2 separate regions of the Homo sapiens genome follow, and region 2 is linked to region 1. Evidence: chromatin contacts called from ENCODE POLR2A ChIA-PET data. All regions are on one chromosome and are shown on one strand. The core of a region is the stretch at or near the end of the contact, and the rest is flanking DNA. Distances in the headings are between cores, read along the strand shown. Region 1 overlaps LINC02541 (long intergenic non-protein coding RNA 2541). Region 2 holds the start of FBXO5 (F-box protein 5).

The links. ChIA-PET counts read pairs that join two places held with the same protein, here RNA polymerase II (POLR2A).
Region 2: POLR2A ChIA-PET joins it to region 1 with 10 read pairs in activated CD4-positive, alpha-beta T cell. The contact joins the promoter of FBXO5 here to the enhancer-like site in region 1. POLR2A ChIA-PET finds 5 or more read pairs at or near these places in 2 of 52 experiments (CD4-positive, alpha-beta memory T cell and activated CD4-positive, alpha-beta T cell).

What each region holds. Positions count from the first base shown.
Region 1 is chr6:113,627,829-113,635,047 of GRCh38, reverse strand. All of the region lies in intron 1 of LINC02541 (long intergenic non-protein coding RNA 2541), which reads left to right. Among named protein-coding and RNA genes, the nearest start is that of LINC02541, 19 kb to the left of the region's middle. RefSeq lists enhancers at 78-127, 2,693-2,742, 3,613-3,752, 3,773-4,072. Within about 2 kb of position 2,652, at least 26 of the 41 ENCODE cell types and tissues checked have a DNase peak (open chromatin) inside an H3K27ac peak, as active enhancers do.
Region 2 is chr6:152,978,707-152,985,925 of GRCh38, reverse strand. It overlaps FBXO5 (F-box protein 5), which reads left to right and starts at 2,885. Exons shown (of 5, transcript NM_012177.5): 1 at 2,885-3,069. The coding sequence starts at 2,967. RefSeq lists enhancers at 1,292-1,391, 1,922-2,041, 2,332-2,551 and silencers at 2,582-2,901, 3,382-3,451.

The sequences.
Region 1 (7,219 bases), core at 1,403-3,902:
CATAACTTCTTGTCAACTCTGAGGTTTACAAAATTGTTGAGCTCACTTCCTCATTTCAGTGATTGTGGAACTAACCCAACATAGAACCAAAATTTAGGGTGGCTGTCATTAGAATGATTTCTAAACAAAAGTGTGAATGATGTTGCTTGCCTGTCAGATAATTTATTCACTACTTTCCCCCACCCCAGCATTACCCCCTTAGAAATCAATAGGCTTTCTAAACGGGTTTCTCCCTTTCATCCTTCCTTCTCTGCCACACCCCCATCACCAACATTTCAGATCCTCTTAGCACATTTATTAGTCCATGAGGCCTCTTCCTGAAGGTCACACTAAGTGTTAATAGTGGTTTAGTGAGTTTCCCCAACCCACTAGGAATCTTTAGAAAAGCAAACAAATACACTTTTAAATGGGAAGTGAATTGAGTGGGGAGTGTACGCTCTTCAAGTAGGGGAATTTTGTGATTTGGGGCATGTAGGTGTAGAGTGAGTGTGAGAGGTTTAGTGCTTTCCTGTACCCATTTAACACCCGGACCCAGGCCCATATTTCTTTCACTGATTGTGCCAGACGTTTTATGTGTTCTTCCAACAGTACCAGTACTGAGTAATAGTACTCAAGTTTATCTAGAAACTCAAGTTATCACCATGTCCAAGTAAAAGAACCATCATCTCTGTTCAGCCTTGTCTCTCTTCTGTGGAATCTTCCCCATGTTGCATAACTATCTTGGAGGGAGACATGTTCTCTCCCATTTATATAACCTTGTTCTCTTCTAGAGAAACAGCTCTGTGTTAAAGACACTTGAGGGAAAATGGCATTACTGATGAGATGATATTTAGTTGTCCCTTCAGAGCCAAAGGGCAGTGATTCAAAAACATTTAGGGAAATAGAAGTAACTCTTTGTAAGCTAACCAAACAGTGACCTGAACTCTTTTACCTTGTGATTTCTTATGAGTGCTTAGTTTAGTCGCCTGAAGATCAATCTTGAAATTAACAGGCTATTTTGGATTATAACAAGATTATTTAGAGACTCAAACATTCCAGAGTTCCTTTAGTAGATGACTTCTATCATGACAAGCAAGCTAAAAGGTCAGTGGTCCCAAAGTGGGGTGCACATGATCTATTGAGGTACAGAAAAAGAGAATAATAAAAATATATAAATGTATCATTATTAATAAATATAATCTTTAAAAAGATGAATTTTTATGAATGATTTATATTATTCACAATAAATTAATAATGATTATGTCATTCATAAATAAAAACATAGATATATGGTAGTACATGCTTAAATTTTATTTAAACTAGTAAGAAGGTGGGATCAAATACAGTGAAAGTCTAATGGTTAGGTAACACTTTGGCTGTAATACCCTCTTCCCTCTAATCAATGCAGTATAATAAAGACAGGTTCTAATATCTCCTCCTGAAACTGGGAGGAATTTTAAACATTCTCCCTTCTACATCATCAGAACAATATAGTTTTACTTTCACTACCTTTAAAAACATTAAGGAAAGTAGAGAACAATATTCAGATTAGTTATAAGATCAATTTTCCTATCTCCTTCTATAAGTTTCTAGGATTTTGTATATTTGGTGTGTAACATACTAACTATGTTGTATTTTTCTGTGCTTTTAGTCACAAAAAGATCCTTGCTTAAAACAAACATTTTCTAAAGACATCAAAGGCCATGTAGAAAAACATAATATAAAAAGTATTTGCAAGCTGGGTGTGGTAGCTCCCATGTCTGTAATCCTAGCACTTTGGGAGGCAGAGGTGGGAGGATCACTGCTCCTCACCCACCTACAGGTGGCTCCCATGCTTGTAATCCCAACACTTTGGGAGGCAGAGGTGGGAGGATCGCTTGAGCCCAGGAGTTTGAGACCAGCCTGAGTAACATAGTGAGACCCTGACTCAAAAATTAGCTGGGCATGGCGGCTCATGCCTGTAGTGCTAGCTATTTGGTCTTGAACTCCTGGCTTCAAGCAATCCTCCCACCTCAGACTCCCAAAGTGCTGGGATTACAGGCATGAGCCACCACACCTGCCCTATCCTACCTATTTGGGAGGCCAAGGTGGGAGGATTGCTTGAGCCTGAAAGGTCGAGGCTTCAGTGAGCCATTATTGTGCCACTGCACTCTAGCCTGCATGGCAGAGCAAGATCCTGTATCAAAAAAAAAAAAAAAAAAAAAGAATTTACAGTTGTGTGCCATAGCTTATTAGCAACAGTAGAGAAATTATAGCACAATATTTGCTGATACCACAAGGGAACACATATTTGTGGTGTCTATCTTTCATGTGTTTTTATTTTAGGAAATGAATGCTGATGTTAGGCAACTTAATCCCTTCCTTGTGACTTTTGCTCCTATTTCCAAGCTGGGTATCTCTTACACAGGCATTAACAAGTAGGTTGACTGTCGGGACAAGCCCAGGGATGGCATTGTTTCTATTTGCTGATAAATGACTCTGGGGCTGTGAAGACTCAGACCCAAGGAGTGACTCAGAAAGTCAGGGGCCCATGTCATTCTGCTCTGGGTTCAGACGTGCACTGCAGCAGCACCGGGACTTGACAGCCCTACGGCTCGATCAGCTTTCTGTTTTCATTGCCTTACGATGCCATGAGTGGAACTATTGTCAAATCAGAGTTCACTCCCCAGCTTTTCAGTCTTTCCCCTAATTCTTGCTCTATCAGAGGTCGAGGACAACAGTATAATGATTCATAGGTTCTACTTCCTGGCAAGTAATCATTTTCCCACGGTGAGTAATGATTTATGCTGAGAGGGGTAAAGAATTGTGATTTGCTTTTTTCTGTGTGGCCTTTCTGCTGACAGAGGGTTGGCTAGGAATACTTTTTTTTTCCATTTGTAAGGCCATCTAGAAAATGTTTTAAAGCATTTTAATTTTTTAAACATAGGCTCTTTAAATATATATATTATTCATAGAGAACTGGAATAATCCCCTCATATACTTTGTTAAAAAACAAAGACAATTTTGAAATTTCCTTTTTTATGTTGGCATGTGAGGACTCGGTGTGCCTCATAGAAGTCAAGAGCTGTAGAGGCCCACTACAACCCCACTTTTTAGATGGGAACACTGAGACCTGGAGAAGTTACTTGAGTTGTCCATTTCCACAGAACTGGCTAGTGACAGAGACAGATTGAAGCTTAAATTAGCTCATCATAGGCTATGATTTTATCTAACTTTAGGCTTACTTGTACCATGTCATAAGGGGAAATCTAGGTTTAAAGAAGTCCATGACTTTCACAGTGAACCACATGAATTAATGACAGAAGGGCCAAGGCAGAAGCATAGTAATTGGTATCGGATGGACCTTGGCTTGAATCGTGGCCCTGGAACTGGATGATGTTGGCTAATTTACTTAATTTATCTGAGTATGTTTTCTCACTTTACAGATGAGAATGGGGATAATAATGTCAATTTCATATCATCTGATGTAAGAGTAAGAGATAAGGCATGCAAGGCTCCTGACACATGGTAGGCTTTCAATAAACAGAAGCTCTAATTATTTTTTAAAACTAAGCGACACCTGTCCTTGCTCTCTGGGTTTCCTTTTCAAAGCAGCCCTAGTTATACTTCGCACTATCTTAGAACTTTGCTTTGTCAGACTCAACAGTTAGTTTTCTCAAGCCACTACTGAAATTTTTCCCTTAGTACTCTGCATCTGAGTTGTCTCATTTCCTGGAGGCCCTGTCACAGGCCAGTAGGCTGTTACAGAACATGATCTGAAACCTCACTGGCAAGGGAAGTCCCCTTCAAAAGAGGCATTTTTTTCCCCTTCTGGAGTTTCACGCTTCTCTTTCAGATTATGTAGGCAACCCCTCAACCGGAGGACACAGATGAAGGTCCTGCCCCGATTGTCCTGTGGACAGTGTGGGTGCAGTGGGGAGGCTGAGGGTCTGGGCATATTTGCCCCATATGTCGTCACTGCCACCATTTCTGCCTCTGTACCTCCATGTCCTTTCAGCTTCCCCACAAATGGCCTTTGTTTTTTTTTTTCTCTTCCCTTTGGTCTCCCCCTCCCACCTCACCAGGACCAACTCTTGAAACACCCAGTGGGAAATTTAGAGGAGTCTGTGATACGTGGGGGAGTATTGGAGCTTTGCATTTCTGTGTTTTCTTACTTCCTTTAGAGCTCACAGGGATTTCCTAAGCAGTCTCTTCTGTGCCCAGTGGCCAAGACTGGCTCCCTCCCCCTGTGATGGGGAATTGCCACCTAGGTGCAGGTGGTTCTTCTTTTACTTCTTCTTTTCTAAAAAACACAGTTACAAAAATATACACCTTATGTTCAGGTCTTGCAATGAAAAAAATTGCTCTAGTGATTTTTGTAGTATTTTTTCTATAACTGAAATGCTATTTACATATCATGATAAGAGATAGTCCATTTCATTAAATGGGCTCATTCCTTTAATTGAAGTGTGTGTGTGTGTGTGTGTGTGTTTATTGGCATACTTTCTAGATATTTTGTCACCAGGGAATTTCCCACTTGAGTATATGTTGTAACATAAGTGAATAGTCTGCAATATTTTTTTTGAGACAGAGCCTTGCTATGTTGCCTAGGCTGCAATATTTTTTAAACATTAATATTTACATAGAGATTTGTACTAAGTGTTTTGAAAATCCTTTAAATCACATTAAATATCATAAAAGAGATTTTTCATAATTAGAAAATATAGCCTCAATCCCATCCTTTTATTGTAATGATTGGTTTCATTTTCATATATTAACTTTCATTTTTTATTCATGTATTATAGTTTCATTAGGGTAGGGTCTAAAATTTGTGCTATCAAAATGAAACTAGCTATTGCTTCACGTTTACTGCAATAAGCCCACCTGCTTTTCTGATTTTGTGTGCACTGTCCTCTGTGAACTGTAATGGACCAAGTAACTATGAAACCAACATCTTCTTCCCTAGAGGATGGTCCCCTGGGAAGCCCCTGGATCAAGCTCCAATTCTGGCAGCTTCTCTTTCTTTTAAGAACAACAGATAAAGTTCCAGCATGGCTTATTTTATTTATTCCACCAATATGTATTCAGAGTGTACTAAATATTGAATGCTACTATGTTAATTGGGGACACAGGATGTATAATCACTTTGACATATTGAATATGGAGGGAAAACACAGGGAGGAAACTATTTTGGTGCTTTTGTGATTCTGTAAGTGGCTCAGAGTCAATTAGAGGAAAACATGATCTCTGTTTTTGGGTTCTGCAAGGTTGGAAGAAGTGGATGTGGAGATAAAGTAAAATGAGGGGCATGGTAAACTGTGGCCTGGTGGTGGGGTGGAGTTTGTATTTCAGGATACATAAAGTAATGAGCCCTATGATTAATAAAGCTAAGTTGAATACCTAACCCATGGGTTGGATAGCTTAGTATCTGGGACAATAAACTAGGAGTTTTGTTTATTTGTTGGTGAGTGGGGGAGGTGGGTATGGGAGATTTAAACTGAATTAGCAGGATTGAATCTCACTGAAAAGGAGGGAAAGAAAATTCTAACAGATTTCAGGAAGACAGAACTTTATTGCTTATGTAACCAAAAAGTCCCAGGCTGGAATTGACCTCAATTTTAGCTGAAATTAACTCTTTCAACAAAAGTTCTGTAAGTTTGCCTTTTTTCAGCTTTTGACTTAGCTTTCTTCCTTATTCTATTTTAGGCAGCCTTCCTCACATGATGGCAAAGATGGCTATAAACATTTATGGCTTAAATTCTACAAGTTTTGAAGCTTTGTTGGGAAGTATATGTCCTTTTTGCTTTGTTTGGCCCAGCTTGGCCAGTCTCAATCCATATGGTTTGGATGGGGGCTAATCTTGGAGGCAGGTGGTGGGATTGGCCCTTATCCAAACCATATCAATTGAGAATGGCAAATGGTACTTCTTCAAGGGGAAGGAATGTGTTGTGTTATCAGGAGAGGCGTGCTGGGTAGGTGAAAACCAAGAATGACCACAATGCAGATCCCTTTGAGGATCTGTTGAAAGAAATGGACCTTCTCTCTTTAGAAAAGTACTCTTGGCTGGGTGTGGGGGCTCATGCCTATGATCCCAGCACATTGGGAGGCTGAGGCAGGAGGATCACTTGAGCCCAGGAGCTTGAGACAATTCTGGGCAACATAGCAAAACCTGACCTTTATTGAAAAGATTAAAAAAATATATTAGCCAGGTGTGGTGGCACAATCCTATAGTCCTGGCTACTCAGGAGACTAAGATGGGCGCATCTCTTGAGCCCAGGAATTCAAGGCTGTGGTGAACTGTAATCATGCTACTGCACTCCTGTCTGGCCAGCAGAGTGAGACCCTGTCTAAAAAAATAATGATAATTATAAAATAAAACATAAAGCACATATAAACATAACATTATTCTGCTCACAATTTCAGAAGTTCACAGACCTTCTGAAGTTATATATATCCATACCCTAGAGTTCCATAGATTCTAGCTCAAAAACTCTGCTCTGTAGTGTGGAATAATTGTGGATAAGCACTGTGACTTTTTGGTCATAATATCTCCCACACCTAGTGGAAAGACTTACTTGTACATTAAGTGATTACATGAATGAATGAACCAAGTAACATTTTTTTTGTGTGATCTAGTATACTGGTATTATGCTCATGTTTTACATATTTACCTTATTCATTCTTGTAACATTATTTTATGAATAAAGAAACAGAAACTAAGCTAGGGAATAAAGTGAGCTGAAAACCTAGAATTGACAAACCTGGAAAGGAGATGAGAGCAGCTGTGAAGTTCAAGGGCAGAAAGTCTGTAGGAGCAGGGGGTTAGTCCGGGGTGTCAGAGAATGTTGTGGGATTCACTGTTGTGGCTCAGCTGATCCTAGTTCACAGCCACAGCCAAAGAGGCCATCCCCTCCGAGGCCTCAGGCCACTATGTGGCTGCTAACCCCCATGTAGTTCTTGACAGAGGCAAAAAAATTTTACCATTTTCTCCCTGTAATAGCCCCTTAAAATAATACTTTAGTCTCATATTTTTAGTTTCTACTTCAGAACCTGCCTCGAGCTAAAACTGTATTGTTGTGGTTGAAATTTATTTTCAACTCAATTATTGGATTCATTCATGGGATAATTAGAAGCCCCATAGACAGTTGCTCAAGTTAGTTTAAACTCACCATTGGAAGATCCCAGAATTGTCAAGGTTGTACTTCTGAAAAAATGATGAAAACTATAGGTAAATGGCTGGAGAGCAAGCAAATTGAACAGC
Region 2 (7,219 bases), core at 1,636-4,135, about 39 Mb before region 1:
GTCAATGATGCAGTAACCCAATAAGCTGAAAAAAAAAACCTAACAAATTATTCTAGCATGCAACAAAACATGCTTGGTTCTTTATATTACATTATGACAGAAATTTTGATTTCTCCAATAATATATCAGCCTTTTTCTAGAGAATAAAAAAACTGCTGAAGAACAAATCTAAGCTGAGGATAAGATCCAAAGGTTATATTCCAGATGCTCAGCTAATTTAATGAGCCAGGCTCGGTGGCTCATGCCACCCAGCACTTTGGGAGGCCGAGGTGGATGGATCAGTTGAGATCAGGAGTTCAAGACCAGCCTGGACAAAAAGGTGAAACCCCGTCTCTACTAAAAATATAAAAATTAGCCAGGCGTGGTGGCGCATGCCTATAATCCCAGCTACTTGGGAGGCTGAGGCAGGAGAACCGCTTGAACCAGGAGGCAGGGACTGCAGCGGGCCAAGATCGCGCCACTGCACTCCAGCCTGGGCTACAGAGCGAGACTCAGTCTCAAAAAAATACAAATAAAAACTAATGTAATGAGAAACCTTGCCTGCTTCGAATTTTGTATTTATGCCAGCATCTGAAAATAGAAGAGGTGAATACAATTATCTCTAAGGTCAAACTGTGAAGTAATGTGAAATGTACTAAAACCAACCAGGACTCCAGCAGATAGTGTTATAGGCTAGCATAGCATAAGAGGAAAGGACATGGACTTTTTGAATCCTGCAGACGGGCACTCGAATCTCCGCTTACTAGCTGTGTGGTTTTGGTAGCCACAGTGAGAATTAACTCACACTGAGAAGCACGACCATTGTACACTGAAAATAATGCTAACCTATTGTGAGAATGAAAGGCTAACATTTACATTCTTTTTTTTACATAAAAAAGCTATTATAATTTCAATATTCTATCAACAAATAACTACCTTGCCAAAATCCTTCCAACAGCTAACCACTGCAATCAGAAGAAAGTCTAAACTCTGCATGGAAAAACTACAAGGTCCCACAGGATCTGGCTTCTGCCTACCTCTCTAACCTCATCTCCTCTCTCTCTTGTTCACTAAGTCGTAGTCAGGCATTCCCTCTGCTTATTATTCCCTCTGCTTATTATGCAGCCCTGCATTGCCAGTTCAACGCATCTGGGTTCAAAGCCTCAGAAAGCGTCCTGACCATCCAAAATCCTTAACCTATACTAATCTGCATTCTCTACCCCCGATTACATTCTTTCATATCCTCTTTCGTGTTCTGAAATTGTTCACTGTCAACTTCTTTCCCATTGGTCTCTGTAAACTCCCTAAAGGACAGGACTTTGTCTTTTCAACCCTGAATCTCCAGGATCTAGCCCCAGGGCCAGGTTAGGGTGAGGCAAGGAAGCACAGGCCTCAGGTGCGTTTACGGGGATGAAAAAAATTTAAGTCATCAAGAGTGACACTATTTTAACATTTTTAAAAATGAAAAAGGCAAAAAACCCATGATGAACTAATTATCAAAATTTTAGGTAAAGACAGGATCCACCCAGCACTTGTATGATTCATCCTAATCCTGGCCGCGCCCCACAACTAATTATCAAAATTTTAGGTAAAGACAGGATCCACCCAGCACTTGTATGATTCATCCTAATCCTGGCCGCGCCCCACCGGACTCGTCACTAACGGTACTGAAAACTGACTACAGCCAAGAACTCACTCCGAGGCTGCAGAAAGGCACCAGAGGGAAACAGCAAAGGAGGATTCGCCGTTTTGGAGTTCACATCCCGTTGCTTCACTGGGCTGTAGCCATAAAGCTGAGTTCAGGGAATGCACTGCCCTACTTAAGTGCATATTCAAATTGTGAAAAGTTAAGCATCACTAATACTCCGGTACACTTTCATACTGACGTCCATGCCAGCCATCACTAAAAACTCCCTTGGCCACGGGGGTCCAGCCCAAGAGGGCGGGCACTTCTATTTATTCTTTTTTTGGGAGCAGGACTACTGTCTCCTACACCTGGCCCTTTAAGGAAAGGAACAAAAACCCAGGGGAGCGTAGCTGCACACTCAGTAAACTTAACGTTCCTATAAACCAGTAGCGTCTGAAGTGTGGTTGAAAATACAAATAAACGCGCTTGCAAGGAAGAAGTGCCTCGGTCCTACCCTCGGCCCCGCCGGAAGGCCCTGGGAGATGCAGCCGCAGGTCTCCTGCTACAGCCGCTGGGGAAGGCCGCACAGCCTCCTCGCCCACCCCGGAGGAAAAAATCGCGGGGGACTCCAGTGCGCAGGCGCCGACCCGCCAACTCCGCAGCCACAGCCCGCCAAGGCGCCTGCGCAGAGGCGTGGGTCAAGGGGAGGGTCGAGTTAGGAGGGAGAGCAGAGCGCGCGCGTAAATCCTAGAGAGGCGGGCTAAGCTGGACTGGGGGGAGGGTCCGTCTTCCGGAAAGTCTGGATTCCCGGACGAGCCGAGTTGCTGCTCACCGAACTCCCGTTCGAGAGATGATCGAAGAAAGTCGGCTACCATTTGTACCCATCAAAGATCTCCAGATGGAAGCCAGCGCTGAATTTGGGCTGAGATTAGGACTTGCAGGAGGCCGGTCCAGAAGACGGCGGAAGGAATCTTGGCGGGCGCACGCATGCGTGATAGACCCTCCACACGTGTGGCCGGGCCGCGGCCTCCCCGTGCTCGGAGGTCCCGCCCCCGGCCGTAGCATCTTTCCGGACGTGGGGAGCCGGTAAGCTGGAAGGGGGCTGGGCTTCGCGGCTCGGCCCCGCCTCGGCAGCCTCCAATTGGGCGCGGACGAGGGCGCCCCCACCCACTGCCCTCCTATTGGTGCGCGCATGCAAGCGACGCGTCTCATTGGACCGCGCGGATTTAGGCACCAAATTCAAAGATTTTAAAAGTACCAGCTGGCGCCTTTTAAGAGATACAGGTCTGTGAAGCAGGCAGGTTGCTCAGCTGCCCCCGGAGCGGTTCCTCCACCTGAGGCAGACTCCACGTCGGCTGGCATGAGCCGGCGCCCCTGCAGCTGCGCCCTACGGCCACCCCGCTGCTCCTGCAGCGCCAGCCCCAGCGCAGTGACAGCCGCCGGGCGCCCTCGACCCTCGGATAGTGAGTGAGGGGAGCGGTCGCGAGGGGGGCGCGCACGCCAGGAGGGGTGCACGGGGAGGGTCGCAGCCTGAGACCCTGACCCGACGTCCCTCGGAGCCTGGACGCGCGGCCATGCCACACGCCCGGCCTCGGGCGGCGGCAGCGGTTCCTGGGTCCGGGAGGAGGGCGGCTGGGTGTCGGGGGGAAGCCAGAAGAGCCAGATGTGCAGGGGCGGGATGGCGGGCCGCGGGGTCCCGCCACCCACGCCGACCGTGGACTCCAGCCCCGGGAGGTGCGGGTCGTGGCATCCCAGGGCGCCCTTTTTCCTCCTCGGAAGACCCACCTACCCCACCCTGCTTGAATAGGCGCCAAATGCCCCTCCCCTCCCCCACCCCGGGGCCCCCGGCGGTGACAGGGCTGCGAGCGAGAAGCCCCCAGGGCCTGGCCAGGTGCCTCACCTTCTCCCCCTGCGCCCCTTTTCTACATCTGCCCCGCACCCTCACAGCCAAAGGCAGTTTCCCCGATTTTTCGCGGTCCCAGCCTTGCTGGCGGGCGCGGGAGATCGCGCTCGCGGTTATCTCCCGCCTCCTCCGCGTGTCCCGCGCCCTGAGGGGCAGCCCCACCGATCCCTCAGGAGTTCCAGGGTCTCCCTCCCCACTCCCGCCAAATGGAGAGACACCCCCCCAACTCATTGGACCAAACTCAACTGGGACATCCAAACAAAAACGTTACTTTTTCCCAATTTTTTCTCCCTTTGCCCGTTAACCCAGTCTCAGGGCCTGGAGTGGAAAGGGAAGACTTTAAAAAAAGCAATTTTTACTACGAACCTTGAATTTGTCCATAGTATTAAGATGATTTTGTAAGAATCGAAGAATTGGTGACTTTTTCCCGATAACTCATGAAGAATTAGATAGTCCTTTATTTCAAAGCTTGCAGAGAATGGAATGCACTCAAATGCTTATTTTTATCCTCTTTGTTGCTACCTCTAAATAAAATCTATATGCACTTATTTTTACCTGAGAAATAACCCAAAATGAAAAAATTTAGCAATTCGGCATTGTACTATTTTGTAATGACTCTATTATTAAAAAAGAACTCTAGAAAAAAATACTTAATTTTAATTTTAATAGATTAAATATATTTCTAGAAGATCCTGGATCGTCAGTCTACCATCGAAATTCTGAAGCTTGATGGCCTTATGAGGGTTTTTTTTTTTTCTTTTTTGATAACTCTAATTGTCTTTACTACCTTGCTCCTCAGAAAGAAATGACTGCCTGTTGGAATTTTTTCCCCAGTTTACAGGTTTGAGGAGATGAAATTAAAAATACATATATGTTACTTCCAAGTAGTTTTCAAAGGAGGCTTTTGTAAAATTTTCTCTTAAAGATTACTTTATGGTCACAAGCATTGGGCCTCTTAAATTCTTAAGGAATAGCCATGCCTAACGTTGACCACATGGTCGTTATCTGTAGGTATTAGAGACTGGAACTTAATTATTTAACAGAAGAGTTACAAAGATTTTTAAGGACTGCAGCCTTATTTATGATATTTGATATGGAGGATCAGGTCTATATTGAAAAGTTAAATGTAAGATCAAACATTGTAAAATTTACTTTTCTCTATATGACTGGGCTGGGAGTTGGTAAATGAGAAGTTTAAACAATGCCATGTATGAGTCTTATTAGTGTCTGCACTTGGGGGAAAAATAGGAATAGGACATTCCAAGTTCACAAAGCTAGTCAAAAGGCTAAGCAAGGATTTTCATTCAAACTTGGATCTGATTCTTAAATCTATACATTCTAATGGAAAAGTATGTGTTACTCTGAAATATATACTTCTTTGTGAAATGTGTTTTACTACTTTCAAATGTTAATGATTGTCAATGTAAGGAATATGAAGGGATTTGGCTTATGTGATTAAAAATAGATTGTATTGACTAGACCCTTGTGATAGGGACTTTGCCTTGCATTTAGTCCTGTTTCATTGTCTTACTCCCATTTTATGGATGAGGAAAGTGAGGTTTTAAGAGTTAACTTCTTCAGTTTTCCATACTCAGTAAATAGCACTGTATACCTTCGATACTCAAGACTTAAACCCCAGGGTGTTTTTTTACTCTCCTTTTCTTCATATCCAGATCTAGTAGATTAGCAGCAAGTTGACTTTACCCTTCTAAATAACAGACCTTGAATTTATGCAGTTATTTTCATTTCCACTACAATCCTTCTAGTCTGGGTTTCCCACACTCTACTTCTGTCATAAACACTTCTAACTATTCTCTCTGCTTCTACTTACCTTCCTGCAATTCATTCTCCACAATTGCCAATGATCTTTTAAAAATGTAAACCAAATTTCTCCACTTTTGACCCAGCCTACCCCACAAATCTGCAGATCATTCTACTTCTTCAACTATAATTTTCAATAACCTCCCCCAACTCAGCCCTACAGATATTTCTCTTCCTTGAACACTCACATTTTTCCTTGCTTCCTGTGTTTCCCACCATCTGGAACTCCTCCACCAGATTTCCATAAGGTGTTCAGATCTCAGAATGTCAGCTTTGCTGAAAGATCATCCCTAATTAATATCTTTCTCTCTCCCTACCCTGTCACTGAATGGATGTTGGATAAATAAGTGAAATGGTTCAACTGAACTCTTAGCCCTCATCTGTTTCATTCAAGAGGTTATGAAGCCATATAATGTTTTCTGTCTTTCTGGATAATAATTATATGAATACTTCACATATTTCCCAAATTTGGCCTGGTCATTGGAAAACACTTAGCTAGTTAAAAGGAATGGATTTAACCTTTTGCAAACAGTTGCTTCAGCTTCCATTTTTATAAAATATGATGCTATTCTATTTCTTCTGCAGTATTGTTATGGAAATGAAAAATACATTAATTTCATATTTTAAAATTAAATCTACAACCAACATCCAGATTTCACTCTCATTTAATACCTTTTTCCAAAAAAAAGGAAACCACAGTGCTTGGAGAAATGACTGATTCTAGGGCTGAAACGGAAATTATAAGATGCACTTAGAGCATCTTGTAGTCCCAGAAAGTAAGGGATGTTCAAAACACAAAATGATTTAAGTATGTGAAATGGACACCAATGTCAACTGCAAGAGCTCACAATAGCAAAAGCTGGAACAATTTGAGCAATACAGTAAATAGTATTGGATTATAACCCAAAGTCTATGAGTTTATACTGATATAAATGATTGGTAGTATGAATAAATAGGAGATTAATGGACAAATCTGCTGTAAAGAAGAATTCCAAATGATTTATAAATTTACTCCCCACTCCTTTAAGTGTGAGGTGTACATAGTGACTTCCTTCCAAAAAGTTTCAAATGGAAAAAGAACAAAAAGGAGTAACTTTACATTTGGAGCAAGCTCAGAAATACTACCTCAGCCAAGTAATCAAGGCTAACAACAGTTCAAATCATAGCACCTTACCTCTGGTCTAAAAACCCACAGCCCCAGACTAAGGCTGAGAAAAACTTGACAAATCCTAATTGTGGAACAGGCTACAAAATAACCAGTATTTCTCAGAGTTGTCAAGGTAATTATAAACAAGGAAATTGTCATAGTCAAGAGGAGCCTAAGGAGATATGATGACTAAATGTAATGTATCCTGGATAAGACCCGGGAACAGAAAAAAGATTTTAGGTAGAAACTACAGCAGTCCACATAAAATAGGGATTTTAGTTAATAATGCAACAATATTGGTTAATTTGTTGTGACATGCATTACTGTTAGTAATATAAGTTAAGCAATGGGTGTACAGGAATTCTGCACTATCCTTGCAGCTTTTCTGTGAATTCAAATAAGTTTATTAAAATTCTTTTAAAATACTAAACCTTTTTTTTTCTTTTTTCTTTTTTTTTAAGACAGGGTTTCCCTCTGTCTTCCAGGCTGGAATGCAGTGGTATGATCACAACTCCCTGCAGCCTCAACCTCCCGGGCTCAAGCAATTCTCCCGCCTCAGCCTCCCTAGTAGTTGGTACCAAAGGCACATGCCACCATGCCCAGCTAGTTTCTTTTTTTAATTGTTGTAGAGATGGAGTCTCTTTATGTTGCCCAGACTGGTCTGAACTCCTGAGCTCAAGCAGTCCCCCAACCTCAGCCTCCCAAAGTGTTGGGATTATAGGCATGAGCCACTGCACCTTAC